Regions from separate parts of the Homo sapiens genome. Here region 2 is linked to region 1. Evidence: chromatin loops called from intact Hi-C (ENCODE). Cell type or tissue: psoas muscle. All regions are shown on one strand.

Region 1 (5,000 bases):
ATATAATATGAAATCATAGAGGAAATATATCACCTGTGGCTTCCTTTCATTAGATATTAAAGATGTTTAAGTAACATTTTCAAGTTGGCTGCTTAATTATTAAAGTTGCTATTCAGTAATTTCCTTTATTTCTATATTTTTCCTGAACATTTTCATCAGAATGAAATACTTTTCTCATTTTAGAGTGATCTATAAACAGTCCTAATCTTTCTCAAACTGGAAATTTGACTTATATATTTCAGTTGAGAATTTACCTGATACTATATGTCTTTTCTTTTTTGCCAAAGCATTGTATATTGTACAGATGTTTGTCTGTGTCACTCATTTCACCATTCTCCCCACTCCCGTTAAGTGTTTAGTTATATGACCCCCTTTGCGTTATTTTTGTAGATAATTAGCCCCAACATATCAATTAGACTGACTCTCAGCTTAGCCACCTCCTCTGCTTCCTTTCGCCAGTGAATTTGACACAGATTTAAAAGGAACTTTTGGGAAAAGTTTAGGAAATGTGATTTGGATGGTCAGGTTATGCAGTCATACATTACTTAATGATATGGATATGTTCTGAGAATTACGTAGTTAGGTGATTTCATCATTGTGTGAACATCATAGAGTGTACCCAACACACACCTAGATGGTATAGCCTGCTACACGCCTATGCTATATAGTATAGCATATTGTTCTCGTCTATAAACCTGCGTAGCATGTTATTGGACTGAATACTGTAGGCACTTGTAACTCAGAGATAAGTATTTGTGTATCTGAACATATCTAAACGTAGAAAAGGTAATGCATTGTGTCAAGATGTTTAGTTGGTTATGATGTCACTGGGCTATAGGAATTTTTGAGCTCCATTTTGTTATGGGATGTGGTTTGTTGTTGACAGAAATGTTATGTGGTGCGTGACTGTATGGTTATTCTTACCATTTCCGATAGTCTATTATTATCTTACAATTTCTACTCATCTGACTGTCCTCTTGGACAAATTTATAACCTTGTTCCACTAACTATGTAATTTGAGTGTGGTTTTGATTCAGAAGGCTCCCTTCTTAGTCCTGGCTATGTACTGGCCTCTGGCTAAGTACCTTAGGGTTAAATCTGTAGTCCATAAACACTGTGTTTGCACAATCACAGATGCCTGCTGTTGTTGACTTTTAATTCCTGGATTCTCCTTTCTCACTTTTATTAGAAGCAGTAATACCCAGCTAGTACTGCTTGCCTTTGCTTTAGAGTGCTTGGTCAAGATTTCTGAAGGTTCTTGGTAATTCCTGTTTAGGCAAAAATGAGGTATTGGGTAATAGGAGTTGAGCTTAGGAAAACTAATAGAGTGAGACAGCTGTCCTCAAAATAATAGTGTGTTAGTTGGTAAGAGGAGACAGATACAGTGAAAGATGATAAAAGGAGAAAGGACAGCGAGTGACCAGGCCAAGATATAAAGGACTTCAAAAATGCTAGCCAAAGGAGGTTAAAGAGAAAATAAAGGTTCTCACTCTATTTCTAACTGTAAAACCTTAGCCTGGTCACTTATACCCTATAGGTCTCAGTTTCTCCATCTGTAACATGAAACAATAGGGCTATGGGATTTCTAAAGCCCTTTCCAATCTATGATTCTGTAGCAAGATTGACACTGGGAAAGGGAAGGAAACATGCCAATAACATGGAGCCAGGAATTGGCATTTCCCTTACTCATGTTCTCAAAGGCTAGCAAGTTGTTTGCTTATTGTTTCTTCTGGTAAGAACAAGAAAGAAAGAAAACCCACAGCCTGGTGCTAGCATAATGGCCATACCTATAGCAAAGTCTCAGAAGGTTCCACCATTTCAATGGCTTCTGTAGAGAGTGGTGGCCAAGTGCCCTCATTTTCTCACCCACATAGGAATTAGCTGAGTCTCACAGCTTGAGCTCCTGCCGGAGCCAGCTTCTCTATGTGTGTGTGCCAGACAAGTGTCTGACATTTGGGGCTCCTCCTGTCTGTTGCTCACCAATGAGATATTTAAAACAGGACATAATTTCCCGAGTATGTGGATAGGCAATTTAACAGAGAGAGAGAGAGAGAGAGAGTGCGAAAGCGAGCTAGTGCATGTGTGCTCTCTGATCAGAATAAAAATTAATTTAGGTTTCTGTTGATCTCATTTTTAAGACATTTCTTCCCCAATTATTGAAGCTATTCAACTGGTTTTTAAGAAGAGCTAAAAATCCCGTCAAGGTCTAGACAAGCTCCGAGAGCCTTTGGACTACTTTGGGGTCCCTGGTCTGGAAAGCATTGCTATCCTCCACACTAGTCTCATATTTTTCCATCGGTAATAGTTACTGCTTTTCTTTTTCTTAATATTGTTTATACTTGGATAAGCATTCTTTTAATTCAGCTTTGGTAGCAGAAAAATAGTCTTTTGTTTAAGAAGTATACATTTTCTTAAATTTTAAAAAATTTTTAGTTTAGGCTGGGTGCGGTGGCTCATGCCTGTAATCCCAGCACTTTGGGAGGCTGAGGCGGGTGGATCACGAGGTCAGGAGATCTAGACCATCCTGGCTAACACGATGAAACCCCGTCTCTACTAAAAATACAAAAAATTAGCTGGGCGTGGTGGCGGGCGCCTGTAGTCCTAGCTACTCGGGAGGCTGAGGTGAGAGAATGGTGTGAATACAGGAGGTGGAGCTTGCAGTGAGCCGAGATCACGCCAGTGCGCTCCAGTCTGGGCAACAGAGCAAGACTCCATCTCAAAAAAAAAAATTTTTTTTTTTACTTTAATACTACTTTGGTTAGTAGACTTCTCAAGATTTTAGAACATAGCAGGCTAAAAGAGGAAGCATTTTTGCATTTATTCAGGATAAGTCATATATTCTGCTGTAACTCAACTCTTTTACCAGCCTAATAGGGGAGTATATTAAAGCTTAGATTGTAATTATTGATTTAAAAAATTTATTTTTGAATGCTTTGTTTTTTACTGATTAACTTAGACATTTTCAAGTTTCTGGACTACATTCAGATTTGCATGCCTAATAGCATTTGTGTATTTCAGTATAACTTTCATCTTTAAAATATATCTCATCCCCTTCAGTCTCAGTCAGCATAGTTTACTTTAATGTTCAAAACCATTTTAGAGATTCTTTGCTTGTCAGTTAAGTTTCCTCCATGTTTTAGTTGTGGAGGAATGGGGGAGGTTGCTGTAGAAGGGCAGGAAAAGCAGATACATTTAGGAATCATATCCTGTTTCTATTGTTAGACATCAGTGCATTACATATTTTCCCCAGTTAATTTTCCTGGACCATTAAGTTTAGGCGGGTGTGGGGGCTTGAGGTGGGACTTACGGGGCGTAGGGAGGTGGGAGACAGAAGACTCAGGTGATCCAGTATTTCTTCCAGATTTCTTTCCTTACCTACTGTAATATTGTGCAGAATACATCTATTTTTGTGAAGACGGGCATTCTGTTTAATTTTGTTAGTGATTCCTTTTTTCCAAAGAATCAATATATCTGTATATATCTATCCATTAGTATATTAGTAGATGGAAAATAATATCTTTCTTTTTTAAGGAACCTGAATTTTGATTTAGTCATGCACAAATTTTAGAAAGGAATTAAAAAGACTGGTGAGAAAATCTAGTTCATAAGCAAGGTAACAGTAGTGATGCCTTAAATCTACCTCTTTATGTTTTGCTTTGGATAAATGGTTTTGTGGATATATGTTTTTGCATTAGAATTTAGGTTTTCCCCTGATACTATTTATGCTATTTTAAATAACCAAAGAGTAAAATCTGTCACATCAGGCATTTGCTGATTGGCATCTGATTATATCTAATGACAGTCTCAGAGATGAATTTTGATGACGTGTCAGTTTAAGGGTCATTAATAAAAAACATGAAAAGCTATTATATGAGTAATCTGAAAATCACCTTTACAACTTTAAAAGCACAATATGTATTTTACGTGCCATGGTGAAAACCCAACTTGAAAAATCAGTACATAACACGGAAACCCATAAATTTAGATTCTTTGTTTCATAAAATGATTATATTGCATGTGTCTTAGGAGCATTTTAAAATACTTTGTTTAGCTCACACTTGTAATCCCAGCACATTGGGAGGCTGAGATGGGAGAATCCCTTGAGCCCAGGAGTTCAAGACTAGTGTGGGCAACATAGTGAGACCCTGTTTCTACAAAAAATTAAAAAATTAGCCGGGTGCAGTGGTGCCTGCCTGTAGTACCACCCCCTCAGGACTGAGGTGGGTGTATTGCTTCAGCCCTCGAGGTGGAGGCTGGAGGCTGTAGACAACCCGGAGCCTGGGCAACAGAGGGAAACCCTGTCTCAAAAAAACAAAGCAAAACAAAACAAAACAAAACAAAACACAACTTGGTTAAAAAAATTACTTTTCAATTAGAGTGTAGTAGATATATTAAGAAAAATGGAGTTTAACTTAATGTGTTTTGTGTATGTGTATGTAGATATTTAGAAAGTCATTTTAATTTACATTTTGCTTGGTGTTGTAGAACAATCAATACTGTTTTTGTGCACTGATTTTTGCATTATCCATCTCTTGGAGGATCATTAGGAACATTTAGTATTTCCACCTTAGTGCTATTTTCTTGAGGCAAAGAAAGATTAGGGGAACTGTCTGATGAAGTTCTTTGAATGACCTTCGTGTAGTTTTGTGAGCAATTTTTAATAGTGTCTCACATTGTATGATGATTTTTAGAGGCTACTTTCAGTTAATAAAGGCCATGAATGCTGAAATTGAATTAAATTGTAGTTAAAGACAAAAATTGTAATTCATTCCAATTATAGGAGGTTAAAATATTGTGCTGTTGGATCAACATTTGATCTCCTTATTTTTAGAAGTCTGCCAAGTTTTGAATTGTAAAACCTTTTAAATAATATTGAATGAGTAGAGCTGTATAGTAGTTGTGGGTTTATATTTCAGCAAAGATTTGAGTGCCATATGTCTTGGAAGTAAGGTGGGATTCTTTTATCTTGGAACTTGGAAAGAGATTTATTTTAATATTTT
Region 2 (5,000 bases), 1.3 Mb before region 1:
AAACAACAGACTTATAAATGACCCATAGCTGCCAGGCGCGGGGGCTCACGCCTGTAATCCCAGCATTTTGGGAGGCTCAGGCAGGCGGATCACCTGAGGTCAGGAGTTTGAGGCCAACCTGACCAACACGGAGAAACCCTGTCTCTACGAAAAATACAAAATTAGCCAGGTGTGTTTGTGCATGCCTGTAATCCCAGCTACTCAGGAGGCTGAGGCAGGAGAATCACTTGAACCCGGGAGGCGAAGGTTGTGGTGAGCTGAGATCATGCCATTGCACTCCAGCCTGGACAACAAGAGTGAAACTCTGTCTCAAAAAAATAAAAATAAAAATAACCATAGGTCAAAGGATAGGAGTTTCAAAGAAAATAAAAATTACGTTGACCTAAATGAAAACTAAAATGAAATATACCAAAATTTATGGGATACAACTAAGGCAATGTTGAGACAAAAATGTAATTGCTTTAAATACATACACTAGGAAACAGAAAAAGTTCCCAATAATCTATGCTCCACCTCAAACACTTAGAAAAAGAGCAAAATAAACTCAAAGCAAGTGAAGGAAGGAAATAATAAAGAACAGAAATAAATTGAAAACTGAAAAGCAAGATAGAAAAATCAGAGAAACACAGAACCGGGTCTTTAAAGAGATCAATAAAATTGACAACGTCCAGCAAGACTGAACTAAAAGGTGAGGACACAGACAAGACACCCCCACGCCCCCACAGACAAACACAATTAGCAACATCGGGAATAAAACAGGAGATATCACTACAGATCCTGCAGACATCAAAAGGATAATAAGGAAACACTGTAAACTCTACACATATTAATTCAACAAGTTAGATGAAACGGACCACTTCTTCAAAAAACACAAACTACCACAACTTACACATACAAAATACATCACTTGAATAGCCCTATAAACATTCAGGAAATGAAATGCATAATCTAAAAACTCCCAAAAAAGAAATCTCTTGGCCCATATGAAATTCTGCCAAACATTTAAAGAATTAAAAACAATTCTACACAATCTCTTTCAGAAAACAGGAAACTTTCCAATTGATTTAATTTAAACTAGCGCTACCCTGATACCAAAACCAGACCAAAGCAGCACAAAAAAAAAACTACAGAGCAATATTGCTCACGAACATACAAACAAAAGTCCTTAACAAAACATTAGCAAATAAAATTCAGCAATATATATGTAAGTATATGTGTGTGTGTGTGTGTGTGTGTGTGTGTGTGTGTGTGTGTGTGTGTAGATCAAGTAGAATCTATTCCAGGAATGCAAGGCTGGTTCAATATTTAAATATCAATCAAGGCAATACACCATATTTATAGGCTGAAGAAGAAAAATCACATGGTCACATCAACTGGTGCAGAAAAAGCATTGGACAAAATACAACACTCATTCATTGTTTAAAAAGACACTTAGAAAAACTGTTATAAAAGATTACTTTCTCAACTTGACTTTTTAAAATCTACATAAAACATATAGCTAACATACTTAGGGGGATGCTTTCCCCCTAAGATAGGGAACAAGGCAAGGATGTTCCCTCCCACCCATTTTACTTAACATGGTGCTAGAAATTCTAGCCAGTGCAATAAGGCAGAAGGAAATAAAAGGCGTACATATCAAAAATGAAGAAATCAAACTGTTACTATTTGTAGACAACATGACCAGCTACACAGAAAATAAATTCCAAGGAAATGACAAGGGAAAAAAAAACCTCCTAAATAAATTCAGCAATGCTGGAAGATACCAGATAAACATACACACACAAACACACACACACACACAAACACACACACACACACACACACACACACCCCAATGGTATTTCTATATACTAATAATCAACACAGAAACTAAAATTTAAAATATGATACACCATTTACAATTGCTCCAAAAAAACAACATATTTACAAACAATTCTAACAAAACATGTACTGTACTTGTATGCTGAAAACTATATAACAGCAACAAAAGAAATAAAGACTCTGAGTTCCCCAGACTGACAAGGCAAGCACAGCTGCTGGCCTCTGGGGAACAAAGGCAGTGATAGGTAGTGGCAGGCAGTCGCAGCACCAAGAATGGTCAAATGCTCTTCTCACCCCTCCTCCATCCACCAGCATGCACTGCACCACCCGCAAGCCCTCAGCTACACCCACCACTGCCAGTCACCTGACCAGCTACCTGCCCACTGTCCCTGTGCCCATAGCATGAGGGAACTGATGAGTCAAAGAGAGTACAGGCTGGCCACTTGACCTACTTACCCTGCTGATTGTCTATTTCTATAAGAGTTTAGTTTTCTAAAAACTTTTGTATATAAAACTTTTTTTTAAAGCTGTCTCCAACTAATATTTGATCCAAAGAAGGATCCAAAGAAGGATCTCTGGAAATTTGGGGTTTTTTGGTTTTGGCCTTCCCCTTCCCCTTCCCCTTCTCCTTCTTCTTCTTTTTAGAGACAGGCTGGAAGACCCAGGCTAGAATGCAGAAGCATGATCACGGCTCACTGTAACCTGGAACTCCTAGGCTCAAGTGATCCTCCTGCCTCAGCCTCCTCAAGTAGCTGGGACTACAGGTCCCACCTCACCAACCAAAGTTTTTGGTTTTGTTTGTTTTTTTTGTTTTGCTTATTGTTTTGTTTGTTTTCTGTAGAGATGGGGTCTCACCACATTGCCCAGGCTGGAGGCTTCATTTCTAATCTTTCTATCCCCTCTTCATTGGCTTTGAGATACCCCTGCTGCTTCGGGCTCCTGAGGGCCTTCAGGGCCCCACATTAATGAGGCAGCCACCTAGCAAGTCTGACATGGCTGTCAGTGACCCACTGTTCCAGTCTCTCTCCATGTTGCATTCCACCCAACGGGAAGCAGAAGACACCGTCCGGCAGTTGAAGGTGCTCTCCACATAAAGCGACTTCCCCTGGTGCTTCCCAGCCACCCTATGACCTGGTGACAGACTTGGGAGAGCGGCTGAGTTGGCGTAGCTTTCAGTGGTAGCAATGCCACATTCCATGGGAGGAGTCCCATGACCTCATGGACCAGGACTTCATCCCTTCCAATTCGCTGCTCCGGCAGGAGTCAGTGGCCGCCACCGTGTCCTCGCTGGCGTCAGCCGATCGTCCTCCCCACCAGCGCACCGGCCACCGGCCGCTTTGACTAGCCATGCAGGCCAGGGGCATCGGGGCGTTGGACCGGGCAACACCGGCGGAGGCCTCCTCTACAGCCGGGAGTGTGGGCCCCGCCCACAGCTCCCTTCAACCTGGAGGACTTCAACAGCGTGAGACCCCTGGGCGACTGGACGGCAGGGCTCCCGCGCCCAGAACTTAACCCGTGTAAGTTCCACCGCAGCCGGCAGGCTGGCAGGCAAGTTCCATGTGGACAGCGTCAAGGAGTGCCCCTGGGAACGAGTTCGGCAGCTCTTTGGTCTTCAGTGTGAGCAAAGGCAGCCGTGCCGGCACCCACTCAGCAGTGGGGGCACCCTACAGCCGCAGGCCTCCAACGTCTGGCCCATAGAGGCCCACCTGGGCACAGGCCCCGCTTTCAGCAATGCCCAAAGGCGACTTCCCCCCGGATAGCAGCTCCTTTACCAAGACTATTCCGACCCTGGGTCCCAAGGAACTGCTGAGCAGCAGGGACTGTCACCCTGTGCTGCTGCTCCCCTGGGCTTCTGTGCCACCCAGCCCAACTTCCCACTCTTCCTGCCCGACCAGATGTAGCTGCAGGTCTCGCTGCTCCGTTACCAAGAGCTCGTGGCACCCTGTTCCTGCATCTTGGAGGAGCACAAGCCAAAAAAGATCACTACCCACACTTGGGATTACATAGGCAGCGGCAAAACCTACACAGACAGCTCTCGCCTCAAGAAACACCGCAAACCTACACAGATGAGAAACCTTACCACTGGGCCTGAGATGGCCGTGAGTGGAAATCTGTCCTCTCAGATGAACTGACCAGGCACTATTGCCAACACACAGGGAACAGCCCGTTCCAATGCCAGAAGTACAACCCTGCATTTTCCAGGTCAGACTGCCTTGCCTTCCACATGAAGCACTTTTAAATCACAAACAGTGGATATGACCCACGCCGCCAGAAGAGAATTCAGTAGCTTTTTTTTTTTTACCTTTCACACTGCCTCCCCAGTGAGAAGAGGAGGCCACCTGGGAAGCACTACAATCATGGTCAAGTGCTGAACTCAGTCAACTTGTGAGTGAATAATCAAGAAAAATTAGGAATCCAAAAGATAAAAATCAAAGAACAGTTGGGATCTGTGATTGGATCTACTATCACTCCAATTCTAAATCCAACTTGAATATTCCTGGACTTAGAAAACACCAAGCAGGTGACTGGAAGTTGTGGATATAAGGGTATACATGAAATCCCTAAGTTGAGGGGAGGGAAAACTAGAATTCCCTTGAATTGTGTTTTAATACGATATAAGCATGAAGATCACCTTGTATTCTCTTTGCCTTCTAAAAATCATTATTATGATGTTAGAAGAAGAAATTCAGATACAGAAAATGTGTGTTAATATCCTAAATAATGGTGCTTGGTTAGTCTTGGTTCTAAAAGCACTAAACAAGGAAGCCAAAGTTCTGAAACTGCTGCATACTTTGACAAGGAAAATCTACTTTTGTCTTCTGATCTACATTTATGACCTAAGTAAGATAAATAAGCCTTGTTTATGTCTTTAACATTTTGGTCAGATGCAGTGGCTCAACACCTGTAATTCTGACGCTTTGGGAGGCCAAGACAGGAGGACTGCTTGAGCCCAGGAGTTCCTAGACCAGCCTGGACAAAACAGTGAACCCTAACTCTTAAAAAAAAAAAAAGGAAAAAGGAAAAAGAAAAAGAAAAAAATTACCCAAGTGTGGTGGTACACACCTGTAGTCCTAACTACTCAGGAGGCTGAGGCAAGAGGATTGCTTGAGCCCAGGAATTCAAGGTTGCAGTAGGCTAAGGTCGCACCTCTGCACCCCAGCCTGTGCGACAGAGCAAGA

What was found. Hi-C counts contacts between places; a loop is a spot of excess contacts. Peaks named below come from ENCODE experiments on the same cell type or tissue, not always from the same donor. Only the 100,000 strongest peaks of a DNase experiment are listed, where the experiment ranks them.
Region 2: it touches region 1 in a loop (6-fold over the local background); 9 of 110 quality-filtered maps call a loop at or near these places.

What each region holds. Positions count from the first base shown.
Region 1 is chr9:3,513,785-3,518,784 of GRCh38, reverse strand. The region is part of intron 1 of RFX3 (regulatory factor X3); the gene reads left to right. Among named protein-coding and RNA genes, the nearest start is that of RFX3, 9.7 kb to the left of the region's middle. In psoas muscle, no CTCF peak of the experiment used is centred here; a DNase peak (open chromatin) is centred at 1,924; H3K4me3 peaks cover 2,376 bases; H3K27ac peaks cover 5,000 bases.
Region 2 is chr9:4,802,848-4,807,847 of GRCh38, reverse strand. The region is part of intron 1 of RCL1 (RNA terminal phosphate cyclase like 1); the gene reads right to left. It also overlaps the pseudogene KLF4P1. Among named protein-coding and RNA genes, the nearest start is that of RCL1, 12 kb to the right of the region's middle. RefSeq lists enhancers at 2,790-3,289, 3,290-3,791. In psoas muscle, no CTCF peak of the experiment used is centred here; DNase peaks (open chromatin) are centred at 2,157, 3,017, 3,407 and 3,947; H3K4me3 peaks cover 2,325 bases; H3K27ac peaks cover 3,561 bases.